2 separate regions of the Mus musculus genome follow, and region 2 is linked to region 1. A link is a loop called in an ENCODE intact Hi-C map of the cell type or tissue named here. Cell type or tissue: heart. All regions are shown on one strand. Each heading gives the region's core, and the rest is flanking DNA. Links, peaks and the distances in the headings are about the cores only. Region 1 has its middle 27 kb from the start of Gm32401. Region 2 has its middle 14 kb from the start of Nedd9.

The links. Hi-C counts contacts between places; a loop is a spot of excess contacts. Peaks named below come from ENCODE experiments on the same cell type or tissue, not always from the same donor. Only the 100,000 strongest peaks of a DNase experiment are listed, where the experiment ranks them.
Region 2: it touches region 1 in a loop (2.0-fold over the local background); 2 of 42 quality-filtered maps call a loop at or near these places.

Annotation. Positions count from the first base shown.
Region 1 is chr13:41,456,041-41,464,375 of GRCm38, reverse strand. It overlaps a transcript of Nedd9 not described here. Among named protein-coding and RNA genes, the nearest start is that of Gm32401, 27 kb to the left of the region's middle. In heart, for the core only: a CTCF peak has its summit at 4,477 (motif pointing right); a DNase peak (open chromatin) is centred at 4,305; H3K27ac peaks cover 815 bases; H3K27me3 peaks cover 5,893 bases.
Region 2 is chr13:41,368,522-41,376,856 of GRCm38, reverse strand. It overlaps a transcript of Nedd9 not described here. Among named protein-coding and RNA genes, the nearest start is that of Nedd9, 14 kb to the right of the region's middle. In heart, for the core only: no CTCF peak of the experiment used is centred there; a DNase peak (open chromatin) is centred at 3,796; H3K27ac peaks cover 307 bases.

The sequences.
Region 1 (8,335 bases), core at 325-8,324:
GCATGGCAGCATCCAGGCAGACAAGGTGCAGGAGGAGCTGAGAGCTCTACATCTTCATCTAAGGCTGCTAGTGGAAGACTGGCTTCTAGGCAGCTAGGATGAGGGTCTTAAAGCCCACACCAACAGTGACACACCTACTCCAACAGGGACACACCTTCTAATAGTGCCACTCCCTGGGCCAAGCATATACAAACCATCACACCATGTTACTGGAAAAAGAGTTGAGATTACTGTTCCTTTCCTTCGTAAAACTTGATTCTCTGCTTTGAAAGATCAATGCTGCCAATGGCTTTCAAAAACATTTCTGTTGTCCCATTATGCCTGCATTCATGTCTTCTCTGCCTCTCAAGTCATTCCATCCAATGATATGACAAGTATACAAATTTGTGACATATGGCATTGTGATGGATTGTATATTCTCGGACCATGGAGTGGTACCATCTGGAGGTGTGGCCTGGTTGGAATAGGTGTGTCACTGTGGGTGTGGGCTTAAGAGTCATCCTAGTTGCCTGGAAGTCAGTCTTCCACTAGCAGCCTTTGGATAAAGACGTAGAACTCTCAGCTCCTCCTGCACCATGCCTGCCTGGATGCTGCCATGCTCCCACCTTGATGGTAATGAACTGAACCTCTGAATCTGTAAGCCAGCCCAATTAAATGTTTTTTTTATAAGACTTGCCGTGGTCATGGTGTCTGTTCACAGCAGTAAAACCGTAACTAATACAGTCATTATACTTTATAAAACTCTGTGTATTATATACCCTGAGTTGCCAGTAAAAGACATCTAGTAGCCAATGCCCTAAATAAACAAGAGAAGTACAGTAGTTAGAACAGAAAGGAGGGGTTGTAAACAGCCACAAGAGGTCAAATGCAGACAACTGACTGTGGGGCCCAGCCCTAGCTGATAACTCTGTAGCACAACTCCAGCACCTAAGGCTCAAGAAATCTCACAGAAAACGAAGTAGAAGGACTCTAAAAGTCAGAGGATTGGGAGGTTTGCTTTCTTTCCTTCTTCAATAGAGGAACCAGATTGTTTTCTGTATTGGATGAGAATCTGTACCTGTGAGCTCTCAACAGTAGGCTTGGTTAGATGGGGCATAAACGGTGACAATACCAGTTGACCTGGGAAATGTCATAAGGCCCCACTCCTAGATGACCAGCTATAGGCAATTAACGACTACTAAGAGAGGGAGAATCAGGGTCATCTGCTGGTATCCAATACCAAGTGGTCAGCCCTAAACACAGATATAAGCAAGCAACACTGAAGGGATTCAAAAGGCTCTATTTATAAATTTCTGTGTATGTAGATGTGAAACGGTAATAAATGTTTTTAAGTTCCTGGCACTGTTGGGCATAGGTTTATCTTGTCGAGACTTGGTCTCTTCCACCTCTGTTCACTGACATGGTTTTCCCCACACTGGCAGCAATATGGCAGCTGCAGTTGTGTGCATCCACAATCCTCCCCCAAACCCAACCAACTTCATCTTACTCCCAATTCCTTTTATAAACTTGCCTAAGGTCATCTTCCTGGGGTAGGATAAAACCAACCTAGCCAAGAGCAAGTACAATTACATTTGTTTGGGGTCTCATAATAGTGGCAATCCATGAAAAGAGAGACTCCCACAGAATTGAAGATGTGCTCACAGGTTTTACAAGATGGCAGCTGTACTTACAGCTTTAAGCTACAATGGGATCAGTAATTCCATTGGTTGCTATTCTGAAATGGTAAGCAAAGCTGGCTGAAGTGTCCCTGACAGCATCTAGTAGATAAAAGAGGGGACTTTGTCATAGGTCAACAGAGACTACGAATCTTACAAAACCACCTCATGTGCTACATCCATCTGTAGCTCAATGCAAGGTTTCAGCTCAGAGGTATCTGACTGACAAGGCTTCTCAGAGAGAGAGATGAGGTGACATACCCAGCAGTCCAGCACTGAGGGGTCTGAGGAGAGAGGATCTTCAAAGCAGGCAAACCTGGGATACAAATGAAGACCCTTTTCATACTACCTCATCATAAATATTGACTTCCTAACTCCACTTTAAGTCCCCCAAACAAATGTCATTTCATTTTAGTTTATCTTGTTCTTGGCAAACCTTCTTTGAGTTGACTTGTACCCTTTGCCTGTTTCTAAAGCACATACTGATGTTGGGACAATATAATATCCTGATGCACTGCACTATAGCCTTGTGCCAACACCGTCAGGCATAGACTTGGAACACCGAGTTACATTTCCCAAAGGCAGTCAGAGTATGTTCTAGAAAGGAGGGAAGATGGAAGTTGGTTAGGTATAAACAATTGGTGCCGGGGAGTCTTGGGTGGACTTCAATGGAGCAACAAGCCAACCCCATGAGGGTGATTTTGCCACAGTGTGAAGCTTCATTTCTTTGTCTTTCGCCCCACTGAGATCTAAGTGTTAGCCAAATACCAGGGTCTGTGACTCCAGGGCTGTCGTCATCAGGTCTAATTTTAAAGATGTGCCCAGCATTTAGTTGAAACTGGAGAAGTCCCAGGGTCAATGTGACTTCATCAGGATAATGAGGTCCTTAAAAATTGGGGACAGGAGACTCATACTCCTTGTCTTTCTTTGGTCGGTTTCAGAAGGGTCTATGACACATGGGATTTGGTTTCTTTCTTCAGTGTGTCCCATAGGCAAAAGAAGAAATAGCTGCACAGCACTGTTTTGTTTTGTTTGTTTTTTTCCCTCTTCCTTCCTGTAAGTCATACACAGGCCAAGTCTGCTTTGTTCAAACCACTGGCTTTTGAGTTGCTAGACAAGTTCAGACGGAGCTGTTTGTGTTATTCTTCTAGTCTGCAGCTAAGCCAGAGGGAAAGTAATCCTTGTGGCTAATTTTCAGTCTAGATTTATCCCTTGTTACTGCTGAAACCTTGGATCAAGCCAGTGTGAAAATATTGGCTCCCTGAGACCCTCAAATTATGGCTCCGTGTTATTCTTCCTGCCTCAACATTTCAGGCCGTTCCACCTTGTCAGGTTGTTCTCTCTTCTCCTGTAGGAAGGTTTAAGCATTTTTTCTTTCCTTCCATGCCACCGTGGCTCTCTTCCAGCTTGCCTTCTGCCTTCCCAGTGCTGAGCATGAAAACCTCACACATACTGGGCAGATGCTGTGTTACATAGCTGTCACCCAGCCTTCATTCCTGGAAGCTCATCTATTTGAAAGGTTAACATCAGAAATGTTATCTCTCCAATTAAGGAACATCTCAGTCATTTGGACTCTGGAGAATAATGGGACCACTGTGACCACGTTTTTAGATTTCTTTAATGAAGTCCCATGGCTCGGGAGGACAGAAGTCTGAGCCCAGTCAGCAGACAGGGCCATTTTCCCACAGAGCTTTAGGGAGTCTCCACTCCCTTCTGTCTCCTAGAGGTCCCCAAATTCTGTGGCCTGTGGCAGCATCATTCTGACCTCTGCCTCTGCCTTTCCAGAGCTACCTCCTCAGTTTCTGTCCTCATCTACTGTTGACCCGTAAGGACAATGACTAACGTATTAGAGCTGGCTTTAATGACCTTCTCTTACCTGGATGAGATCTGAGAGCTGTGTCCAAATAGGGTCATATTCCTAGGAATTTGGGATTAAAGCTTCAATATACCCCTTTGCAGGATGGGGCACAGATGAAACCTTCACAGTGTAGCCGTGAGGATAATGACAGAAATCCAAGAGACAGAGCTCTGACTCCTCAGTCTCAGGGAAGGGATGGATTTTGATAGTGGCAACTGTTTTCCAGTGTAGACTTTTAGCAAAATGTGCAGTTGTATGCCTTAAATATCTACAAATTTTATGTGTCAATTTTTCTTCAGGAAAGGTGGAGTTGGGGAATGGATTTCACTTCTCCTATGAAGGTTTTATGATTCCCTGGGTAACATCCCTTCCCCTAACACATTCTCTCTCTACTCACAAATACACTATACTTTGCTGTGCATCCTAACCACATATTTAACTATCTCCTTCCTAGATAACTTCCTGGGTAACAAGATATTGCTTGATATCTTGGTCATGTCCCTCCATCACCCACTAGGGCACCTGGCACACAGTAGGAACTCACTAAGTCAATAATCTAAGGAATGTGTTACTCCAATGACCTTGCTAACTGACTGAAGGCCTGGACAGAAATGGCAGGCTTCGGATCCTTAAGATTCCCTTGCTCTCTGAGGATCTGTGAGCCCATCTTTCTTTTCCCACGGCCAGTCACAGAGGAAGTTGCCAAAGCCAGATGATGACACTTCTGCTTGGGCTACCCAGGTCTACAATTTCAAATCAGGGAATTTGAAAGAGAAACTAAACCAGGAGAAAAACATAGCTTGGATGAGCCAAGAACGGCAAAATACCAAGTTGTGCAATAGTAATGGTGGGCCCCAGGGACCACTTGGCTTGCCCAGACTATCAGATGCTATATATGTCAACCTTGTACTTGGGCTTGGGACAAATTTGTGGCTTAAGTATCATCTGATGCCTTGCCCTTAAGTCTGGCCTCTAGAGGTCAGGCTGACACCTGACATCCTCATCTTCACTAATTTTGAGATACAAAAATGCTGGACAGGAGTGAGCCCTTGTTTCCCAAAATGGTGGAACCCTTGAACTCATTGACCACACAGACCTAGCTGCCAACTCATGTATTGTTAATTAGATAAAGCTTCAGCCTGAAATATCAAGGTGAGTTTGCTCACATCTTCCACACACTTGTCAGTCTAGAACCAGGAAGGATCCTTGGTTGAAGCGATCTAGCCCATGCATACACAGAAAGGGACAGAGTATTCATCCCCAAAGTTGCAGCTGGAAGAAACCACGAAAGGCCAGGCGTCATGATCCTTGTGCCTTGGGGTTCCTAACCTCGGCCTTGCTTGGGGTAACACAGGAGTCCTACGATGAGCTGTGGCTTTGAGGAAGATATGGGGGAGGAACTAAAACAGCCTGGGTGAGGTTGGTCCATGGAGATGCAGGCAGGACAAGAAAAGAGAATGGGACAAGGAAATGGGGTTTATTCTGAAGAACCAGCAACAGGGACATCTGACTGACCTTCTCCTTACAGCTCACAGGCCACTGTTCACGGGATGACACTGGCTGAGCACAGACTTCTATGCTGAAGAGAGCTCACTCTCTCAGTGTGCTCAGACGAGAGCTGAGACCCTACCAAGTATTAACCCTGGCCCGTCACCTACAGCAGCCACTGGTTGAGTAATCAAAGCAAGTCTAATAGGGCTTGAAAAGCTAGTCTCTGATACTCCAGGGCTCCTCAGTTCCTCTCTCCACTCTCTGGAGAGACCTGTTAGCCACAAACAGAGGACCATCTCTATGGAGATATGTCAAAGAAGAGACTCAAGTGCTCTGTGCTTGTGAATTCTAGTGTGTCCATTATAACAAGATTGACTCCGTTCTGTAAACAGAGGGGACTTTGAACTCACCTGGGGGCCCCTGAGTCTTTTTATAGCCATACAACAAAAGTGGAGTTCAGGTATTTACTTCCCTGCTAAAGAGCATTGCTCTGCTGGGTGTGTCCCTAATGGCTAACACTGGTCTCCCTTGTTCTGTGCGTTTCCAAGGTTGTCCCCATTATCACTTAAAACAGTAGGGCTGGGGAGTCTGCTGAGCCAGGGCCTATTACAGAAAGCTCCCTTCTGTGCAACATAAAAGATATAAATCCTGGGACAACAGGCATGTCTGCTCATTGAATGAACATTAACTGAGGAGTATTCACATTTCAAGGATGGAGAGATAAATAGGCCAAAGCAATATTTAGATACAGTAGATTGTGTTAAGCAGTGATTGGGGCTCTAGAGGAAGGACGAAGCTGTAAGTTGGTGTTATGTAAGAAACTTTAAACAAGGAGATCCTGGTACCCCTGCAGGTATGGGTCAGAACCACCACTAAAGAGAGCAGGTGCTGAAGTTGTATTTGAGCAATAGCGAAGAGGCCAGTATAGTGGCAGGTGACAAACCAGGGACAATGCTATGAGATTAACCTTGAGATTTTCTCCATTCCTTCTATCTAGTGTGGTCTTCTGAGTTTTGCTAAAAGCACCTTCCACCAAGGCAGTCCTTTCACATGTCTGCTATATCCAAACATCCTTTCCCCTGCGTCTGCTTCAGGAAAAGTCTTTCACGTGTCTGCTTTAGCAAGGCATCCTTTCACCTGTGTGCTCCAGCAAAACATCATTTGACGTAATTAACTTTCCAAAGAAACTAGAAGTTTCCACTTCAGGTGGGTGGCTCCCCAGAAGAACATACAGGTATGCACTCATGCATGCGCGCGCGCACACACACACACACACACACACACACACACACACCGTGTTTATTATGCTCGCACCTGCTGTCTTGTTGTCCAGTCTCTATATACTCCTCTACTGTCCTGAACACCAAGGTCACCTCTTACACAAATAACTTTAGGAAACCCTAAAGTCCCATCCCATCGTGTGAAACTGCATACTGTCAGCACAAGTCACAAATGGCATGGTCTCTCCCTGTGCAGTTTTCTTGGCTCAGGTTGAAAGCATTAATCAGCCTGTCTTCTCTGGCTGTCATCCCCCTCCTGACTCCTCCCTGTGAAGTCTTAGAAGTTCCCCCACTGGGTTTCCTCGTTCTCTTCCCTCAGAACCTTCAAGTTAACATTAATCTCGCTCCCAGCTCCTAACAGTGCTCCCTGACCCTCTTCCCAGGCTCTCTTCTCCAGTCACCCTCTTTCAGTCAGTCAGGAAGAACCTTTGAAAAACTTTATCTGTCCTCATTAATATCACCCCCACTTCCAGGAGAATTCCCCAGATTCCTTTTCTACAGACAGAGCTGGCTGCTGGCATTTATAACTCTAGAGTCAAAAGGCCTTGGAATGAGAAGTATGGGAACTCCCCCTCCTCCCACTCTGTGCCTCAATCCCTGGGGTTTTCTTAAACACTGAATCTTTACCAGGAAGGAGCAAGAATTTGTACAAGGATTGTGAGTAAAAGTGAAGAAAAGAAAGTGTGTGTGTGTGTGTGTGTGTGTGTGTGTGTGTGTGTAAATGGACGTGTAACTTGTGTAGGTGCACATGTGTGTGGAGACCAGATGTCAACCTTGGGTGTTGTTGTTTAGGCCTCATGTCTCACTAAGATCTGGGGTTCACCCAGCTAGGCTAGGCTAGCTACTCCCTGGGATTCCCCTGTCTCCACCTCTCCAGGCCTGGGACTAGAAGCACGTGCCACCGTCTCCAGCTTTCTACCTGAGTGCTAAGGGACTGAACCTTGGTCCTCATGTTTGTGTAAGAAAACGCGTCACTAACTGAGCTGTCTGTCCAGCACCAAGAGTGGGGGTTTTTGAGGGAGAGGGGAGCATGTTGAATGACTATCATGAAATAAATAAGAGGCAAAGTCTCTATTTTCTGAGCTTCCGAACCAGGAGATAAGGCTGAGGAGAAGGGAGCTGTGGACTGCCTGACAAGAAGGCCTTGGTTCTAAGCAAGAGTGGGATTGCAAGTCACAAGTGGAAATTTACTGTCTATGTGAGGTAGAGATCAGAAACAGCAGGTGTCTGGCAGCAGATAAAACTGAAGCCATCCACACCAGGCTCCCGCATGTGACCTTGAAGGTTGTATTCATTTTGCCAACAGTTTGACCGGAACAGACCTGCCCTCACCTAAACCCGGAGATTCAATATGCTCTTTTGTTTGAGGCGTGTGCCACTCAGGATGGGAGCGAGTCTCCACAAGCAGCCGTGGCTATGTTGTCTCTGCCCTCTTCTGAGCTTCTCCCCACCTTGAAGGCTCCCACTCTCCCTGATAACCATCTTCAATGGGCTGTGCTTCAAGGAGAGTGGGCCAGGTGGATTGTTTTTCCATCTGTCTGGAATTCAGTGCTAAATGAGGTGCTGAACTCCAAGGCCCCCCTTCATAATCGCGTGTGTGCATTACAAGGGCTTATCACACGTTTTAGAGCCAGAGACGTGCCCGGCTTAAGTGTCAGGAGATAATGCACTTGAGCGTTTAAACATATTAATGGCCTTCAAGAACCAGAAGTGGGGCTGTGGGCAGTGGTGGCTGGGTAACAGATGGCATTGTGTTCACCCCCACCTCCTGCCACTTAACTCCACTTCTCGGCCTTTTGATACTCTACCTCCCAGATTCCCTCCTTTCTTCTAAAGAATAAAGCCCAGAAAAGTATCTGTGAACATTTACTGTAAATACCCACACTCATAGCAGAGGCCAGCTGAAGCATCTAACAAAGGCACTGTCCCCTGCCCTGTAGCTTGTCTCTGTGTGGCCTTTGACTTGCCCCCTTGCTTCCTGACTTTGAATTGGGCAAAAACTGGTTTCCTAAATTTTGCTATACATGAATGAATATTCTGTAACTTTAGAG
Region 2 (8,335 bases), core at 224-8,223, 87 kb after region 1:
CAAAGGCCCCTGTTTCTTAAAGCTCAGTGCTTGGACCTCAACATAGATATCCCATTAACTAAAGCCAAGGGACAAGAGAAAGGTGAGTTTAATAAATGATTTTAGGACCACCACAACAAACTCATATTTATGGTCTCCCAAACTACTGTTTTTTTCCTGAAATGTCAGCATGGGACTGACTATTACACAGATTTAGATCAGTCTGTGTTGTTGAAGAGAATCAAGATCAAGATAATACAATGAAATACAATATTTACTTTTTATGTGACTTTGCTTTTATTGGATTGGACTTGCTCTGTCCACTGTAGCTTATCTATTAAAACAAACAAACAAACAAACCCAAGTGAAACAGCTGTTTACCTCAGACCCCATTGTTTCCTTCCAACAGCAAACTTCAGGAGATGTTTTCACATATGGAAAGTCCAGCCTCCGTGCCCAGAGAAATCAAATTGTCACCCGTGATTTGCAGTTCAGAATTAGAGGTGAAAGCATGAAGGAGTTGGCAGGTGCATGGTTTCATTTGCAACTCTAATAAGGAGGTTCATTTTAGGGCCTTGTTAAATGGACAAAGAAGAACTGAAACATTCTGGGATAGTGAGTGTAAGAAAATCGTTAGGCCCCATTCTAGAATCTCAGGACAGAAGTCACAGTCCATCCCCTGTGTGTTTATCCTGTCATGATACAGCTGAAAATGGTGGCTTGATGTAGCGTGCAGATCTGGGATCTATGGAGAAACCATCTCATTGAGTGAATGGCTTGTGAGGGAGGGGAACCAGAAACCTCCCTGGTGGTGGCAGCTCTGCCCTTCCTGCTACACTGCACAGACCTGGAACTTTTCCCTTTAATGTTTATGACACTGATGAGAAGAAGAGATGTTGGAAGCCATCCTGATGGGTGGGTAACACGTGGTGACCCCGGCAAAGCCAGCATCATAGCGTGTCAAATTAGATTAGGCGTTGGCTACTGTGCTTGTCACATGGTCCTAAGGCTCCTCTGAGCCAGCAAATCACAACATTTACTTCGCAGACACCATGACCTACAGGGATGACAAGCAGGCAGGCAGGCAGACCATGCACAACCAGAGTTCTTTTTTTCTTCAAGTGTCAACTGTTTCCTTTTCGCCTTCTTATGTAACTTCTACTCCTAGATGCCTGTTTGACTCTGTCTTCAGGCACACCCTTCCAAATGGACATCTATTCATATTTTAATTAGTGTAGACTGTTAAAATATGAGACCATTGCAATATAAAACAAAAGTTTACTTGAGCAGGGGAAAACATCATCCTAGGACCTGGCAGTACTTCAGACCAAAGAAAGTTGAGAATATCCCCTCGACCAAGGTGGATGAGTCCTTTCACAACCTGTTCATGCAGACTGCTGCCTTGTCTGACTTTCATGAACACCTTGGCATCTCAGACTCCTACAACACAAGAAGAGAATCATTCACAGTCAAATCTAAATCTATAAGACTCGGTAAGTGTTTTTTTTTTAGAGATGCCATCCAGGGTTTAGAAAAGACCCATGGTGGAGAATAATGTGTGTGTCTAAAGTCCGCAGACCTGTCTATATTTCATCCAAAAGCATTTCAGACAGACATCCAGAGTAACACTTAACCAAATGTCTGGGGCCCAGCCACACTGACATATCGATTAACTCAAGAGTATAGTCACTGCTCTGTGGACAGTGGACTGTGGAAGGATCCTGGATTGGAAGAAATCCTTTTGCTTAAAGGGGAGGGCTGAGGCCAGTGGAACTCAGGAGAGCATCACAGCTTAAAGACCAATCAGAAGAGAGACAGGGATCTGGCACAAGAGACTGGCCCAATCCTCAGAATGTCAGGGAGATCCAGGTACAAGAAGTTGGGCCTCCCAGGACAACAATGAGGCCTCAGCATCCCATCAAGGAAGTTACCAGAACAGAGGAGGTAGATCAAAGGAGTTCTGGCACCAGGAAAGTTCAGGGTCCTCTGTAGCCTGGCCATCAGCTTCAGGATAAACCTGGACTGAGGGCTGTGGTGAACCAAGGGCTCCTGTAGCTTCTGCAGTGCAGAACAGAAAGCTGCAGTGGTCATAAATAGGCTAACAGAAGAGAACTCCTGTGTTGTCCTGCCTGTTGTGCCAGAGAAGGAAGCGCAATGCCTGTTGCTATTTTCCTAGTGGCTGTCGGTAGAACAACAATTTCCTTATTAGACTATTTTTCTCAACCAGTTTAAAGATGTATGGGCAAGCTGGAAATGTAGCTAATGGAACATCATGCCAGGCTAGCTTCAGTGGAGTCCTTGCCGTGTGGGCTTGATCTGGGCCATCACCACCTTCAGCATTTGTGATGTAGAGTAATTAACTTCTATCTGATGAGTCTTAGTGGAAGTTGGGTAACCACTTAGCTACATCTGGCTCAGGGGCATCTCCTTGGTGCGTACAAAGGAGTCATGCTCTTGTCTCGGCTGAACCTCATTCCTCTTTTCTTTCTGAAAGCCCTCTAAAGCATTGCTCACACTGGCCGCAAAGTCTGCTTTCCTTCTCCGTATTTTATTGGTATGGTTGAGCTGTTTCACTTCATTTTCTTTGTCAAGTGTTAGCTAGATACATGTGTTCATGCATCTGACGTATATTTTTAAGTATACAGAAAGAAAAACACACACACAGCCAGTCTTACGTTTGTGTTTGGCTTTGAAACTGAGTTGAATGCAAAATTGCAGCTGTCTCTAAATAGAAATGAGATGAGTTGCCAAGGGCTTGGGGTACAGATGGGGAGTGGCCCAGACCAGTAAGCAGTCTCATTCCAAAGAAAAGAAAGTGTCCTGAAATTCTTTGATCCACCTTTGCAGACCCTGCAAGAATAACTGAATCATATACTATATAAAGGTGGATTTTATGCATGTGGATCATATCTCAATAAAATATAATTTACTATTGCCTGCATCAAACAGAGAATTGACTACCTTTTTGATCATCTATTGTACAAAGAACTTGCTGGCCACAAGGCACAGATGGGGTTAATGGTGGAACATAGTAGGTGGGTTGGGGCTGATCATAGCATTCATCGGCAAAGGCCGCATGAAATTTCAAGGGGCTGGAACTGGAGCTGAGGAGTCACAGAGGGCAGATGGACCTGATATGAAAGACAAGCATTCCAAAGAACAATCCAGGAGGAAAAATGAGGTCTTGGTGCTCTCTTTTGATTACTGTTTTAAATTTTCATGTCTTTTTACGTTGTTTCCAGGGACAGATGGAAAGAATGCTGTCTTTAATCTGTTCTATATTGTTGTCGCTGAATATCTGAAACCCAATGGTGTGTGTGTGTGTGTGTGTGTGTGTGTGTGTGTGTGTGTGTTAGGTTCAGTTCGGTTCTGAAAGTACAGGTGTCTATTCCTGCTCAGCTGAGGGGAGGCAGGTGTGAGCAGGGAGAAAAGGGGGCAGAAGTTCTGCAAAGGCTAGCCTAGCCCCCTTTCTCACTCCAGTGAGAGAAAATGAGTGCAGACCCTGGTGGTGCCCCTTACTAGCCCTGTCACCTTTGTCACTGTCACTCTGGGGACAGAGCCTCAACACGTGCTTTGATGGGACTAGGCCCATTCCAGCTGCCTTGTTTCCAAGTCACAAAGTCTCCCTGCAGACGATGTGTAAGCACACACAGCCTGAGCCCCAGCACTGAGGCAAACAGAGAGATTGTTGGGAAGGCAGCATCTTTTTATCCGCCATGCCTTTGGAGGTCATCACTGCAAAGAGCTGCCTGAACTCCGCTTGAGGAAAATGAAACCACTTTGTTTTAAAGAACTAGACTGAGCCAGGCTGAGGGGGAGTGTTTCCTGGGCAGCCATCTTGGTTTCTGTGGGTGTGAAGTGAAAACCCTTACTTCCTGCAGAAAACAGAAACCGAAGGAGCACACTGAGCCCAGTGACCTTTAAGAATGGCTTCTTCAGCTGGACCCTTGCAGGTCAGAAAGGCTTTGGCCAAACTGTGCTTCAGAGGCCTTGACTGTTCAGTGCAGTGTCTTGAGGTGGTTAACAAACAGCCGTGCTGAGTGATGTGGCTAAACTTAACGCTAGAAGAACTAAAAAGAAGCTCAGTCCTGCTGGGGAACAGAGCTCAGGGGTAGAGCACTGCTCAGCTTCTGCAAAGCCCAAAGTTCAAAGTACCTGAAAATGAATATGTGTTACGACATGTGTGAGTTTGTGTGTGTGTATGTGTATATATAATATACTTGTATGTATATTATAAATGCAAGTGAATATATGTGTCTATATTATATATGTGTATGTGTTATATGTGCATATACAATATATGTATATATTATAAATGCAAGTGAATATATATTATGTGTCTATATTATATGTTTGTGTGTGTATATATATGTAGGTCTGTGTGTGTGTGTGTGTGTGTGTGTGTGTGTGTGTGTATAAAATTTCTTTATTGAAAGGCTAAGGTTGTGGCTCAGTGGTTGAGTTGTCTAGCATACAGAAAGGCCAGAATTCAGTCCCTAGCATCACAAAATAGATAAATACATTTCATTCCTGGAGCCTGAGTGGAGTCTGCCTTTGCCTCTCTCTCTGGAACTGTAGGTCCCTGTGGAACAAGTCTTGGAGCATGGACATGCAAATAGCCTTGAGGTCCCATCAACCTGAGCCATGCTCTGCGCTGACTTCCTGAGCCACAGATGCCAACAGTACCTGTAAGATCTTCTGACGGTCATTCCATTTACCTCAATGCTCTGAGTGTATAGGAAGGAAGTCTGGGCTGGTGTATGCCTTTATCCTTTGGTGTTGATGTTATTATTTGGTCCACAGTGTAGCTTTGTGTAACACGTATCTAAATATCCACCCCTGCCCCACCCAAAGAGAGGAAAAAAATATATTATCTTCCCTGAAAAGAAGTGATTTCTCATAGTGAAAGTTTTTAAACATCCACTTTCCAGATGGATCACTTTGTTAAATGTGAAAAAAAAAAGGAAAATAAAGTTGAACCATGTGAAATGGTCTCTGAATTCTGCTGCTTACTAGACTATTTCATTCCATCTTACGGAATTTTATGATAAAATATCAGCAAGCTCATAAAGAAGGCTGTTTTAAGGTCCGTAATCTTTCTAACCATAACAAAAGGGGTGGTAACTATATTGTACAAGGCTGCGATGGAAAAATGTGCTAAAGTATTTCCATAAATCAAATGTAGCACTTTGGCATTAGCTAGAAAGCATTAAACTTTAGCAGATTAGAACCAGATGATTTTAAAATAGAAACTTACATAACTTGATGGTGTGATTTTTTTTTCCCTCTCCCCAGCACAAAGTTTATCTTCATGAAGTTACCTTGGCTGCTCTGTAATAGGTATTTAAGAAGTAAGGGCAGTGTCTGGGTATTATTCATCTTTGTGGCTCCCACGGTGCCTACTGTTATGTCGAGCAGTTGGGATTGGTGGAGGGGAGAAATATGAAATCTCAGAGGCTATTAACAAGGACAAAATAATCGGCAAGGAAATGTGATACTGATGGCTAAATGGCTTTGCAGGTGCACAAGCCGCTGCCCCCCAGAACCCAGCTGACACAGTGTCTTGCTTTCCCTTTCATTGTTAAAAGTTTCCTCTCCATAAACCAACAAATCTCTGTCACCATGTTCTAACGTGCTGTCACCCTGCAATTTCCTAATGCCTGACTCTCCTTTCTGTTTCAGCCACCTCAGTGGTCACTTCTCCCTCTCCTTATTACACAGTGTTAGGATCCTATACCTCCAGGCCAGGCCCAGGAGTCTAGCACAACACACTGACTGGGTGTCTTTGATTGTAAGACTTCTGTGGAAAGGACGCACAAAGTGCACATGAGTGGGGAGAGGCCCTTGCTCTCTGGTAGAGGGTGAGTGCAATGAAAAGAAGCCAGGTAAAGATTGGGTTAAGGGAGAATACTTTCTTTGTCTGTCTTAGTTAGGGCTCTGTGATAAAACACCATGAACCAAAGCAACTTAGGGAAGAAAGTGTTTATTTCAGCTTAAAGTTTCCCATCAAAGTCCATCACTGAGGGAAGTCAAAGCAAGAACTCAAGGCAGGAACCTGGAGGCAGCAATTGATGCAGAAGTCATGGAAGAGTGTTGCTAACTGGCTTGCTCCTTCTACCTTGCTCAGCCGGGTTTCTTATACAAATCAGGACATCCTAAGCAGGGGTGGGCCCTCCCATATCAATCATTAATGAAGAAAATGCCCCACAGCTGTGCCCACAGGTAAATCTTATGGATGAATTTTCTCAAAATCCCTCTTCCCAGACATGTCTAGGTCTGTAGCATGTTGACAGAACCCAACCAGCATGTTGCTGTATGAGTTAGATGATCTTGGAGCAGACTTCAGGCATGGCTGATTCAGGAGACGCAGACAAGGTCAGGACTTTCCATTCATTTGTTCTTAGTCTCTGCTTCGTTTTGCTTGGAGTATGATCCTCTCTCCCTATAAACATGTTACGAAGAGAAAAGGGTATTTACTGTTAAGCATAGTATATGATCCAAAGATGGAGAAGCCTTCTTTTCATGGTACATATACAAAATCTCGAAGACGACCTCAGATTGATTTTCTGACTCATGTGCTTAGTTCTCAGATAAATCACTGTGGACGAGGGGGTCAAGCCTCTGCTTGGCCAGACCTGTGTGGTGATTAGATTAAGTGGATGGATGAGAACTGGACACTAATTGCATATGGGAAGTTCAATCCGAGTGAGGGTTTGGCTCTAGGTGCCTAAGACAATGGTCATGTCAAAAGAAGAGTAGCTTTAGGTGAACTACATCCATTCAAGGGGGTTTTAGATTTGTGTTATTGTGAGGAGCAAAACAGCTGCTGGTGATGGTGGTGGTGATGTTGCCTGTGTTGGTCAGCTTCCACTGTAACAACACCTGAGGTGATTAAGTTGAAAACAAATGTTTGCTGGGGCTCAGCGTTTTGAAGTTTTCCATCTATAGTCAGTTAGCCTCATTGCTTTAGAGCCTGTGACAAGGTAGCACATTATGGTGGGAGTATTCGGTCCAGGCAATTATTCACCACTGGACTGAGTACCAAACTTAGAAGGAAGAGATTGGTACACCATAATCTCTTTCCAGTGATCCAACTCCTATCTGCTATGGTCCACTTCCTATAGATTCCTCTACCTCGCAATAGGCAAATGGTTCTCAACCTCCCTAATGCTGTGACCCTTTAATACCGTTCCTCATGTGATGGTGACCCTCAACAGTAAAATTAATTCACTGATACTTCATAACTATAATATTGCTACTATTATGGATTATAATGCAAATATCTTATATGCAGGGTATCTCATATGTGTCCAACCCACAGGTTGAGATCCTCTGGTCTAAAGCATAATTGTTTGGAAGAGGAGATGGATAGAGACAGAGACAGGCAAACAGACAGAAAGACAGAGACAGATGGGGGATTCTAACTGTGTTTTAAGGAATGGCACACAGAACAAAATATGCAGCATAAACTGGCACACTAAAGACTCAAGAAAGAGCTGCCACACTGACGAAGCAGCTGAACCTGAGGTCAATGGAGGTAGAATTTATCTTCCTTGGAAGGCCTCAACCTGTTTTCTGTTGACCTTCAAATGCTTAGATGAGGTCCACTCGTGTGATGAAGGGTCATATTCTTTATTTATTGTCTACTGATGTTAATGTTAACCTAATCTATAAAATTATCCTTATATTAGCATCTAGTATGCAAATTTGTTTTTTAAAAAAAATATCTGGAGACACGGCCTAGCCAGGTTGACATATAGAGCTAATCACAACGTTTGAACACGTAGTGCTTAAAAGATGTCGCTGGGATATCTGGGCATGGTAGGAAATGAGTTTGTGACTCAGAACCTATGTTGTGAAGTGTGGTTGTTATTGGAACAGAAGCAAGAGGATAAATTGCAGGAGAGGATGCCCTAGAGAAGAGGGGGCAGAAGGCAAACACGCTGAGGAAATGCCTGCCTGAAGAGAAAGCAGGTGGGAGGGGATAAAGGGATCTGCTGTCCATCTGGAAACCGGAAGGTGCATCTAGCTCAAGCCAGAGGAAGTGAGAAGGCACCAGGTGCAGAGAGAGGTAAAGCAAACGGAGAAGACCCTCCAGCCTTAGCATCAGAGACGTTGGTGGCTCTCAGTGGAACATGGCCCTTCCAGTGGGCCATGCAGGACTCACATTGGGCCACGTGCTAGACAGAGCCACTGTGATCCAAGGGCAGAAATTAAGAATGTCCTCATTCTGAATTCTCTGAAACTCTGAGAGCCATCCTACAGGAGCCATTTTATACGGGCTGAAATGATTCTTCCCTACTGTCCTGGTTATAAGCTTGTGTTTCGCAAACCTTTCTCATCTTCTTGTTCTAGT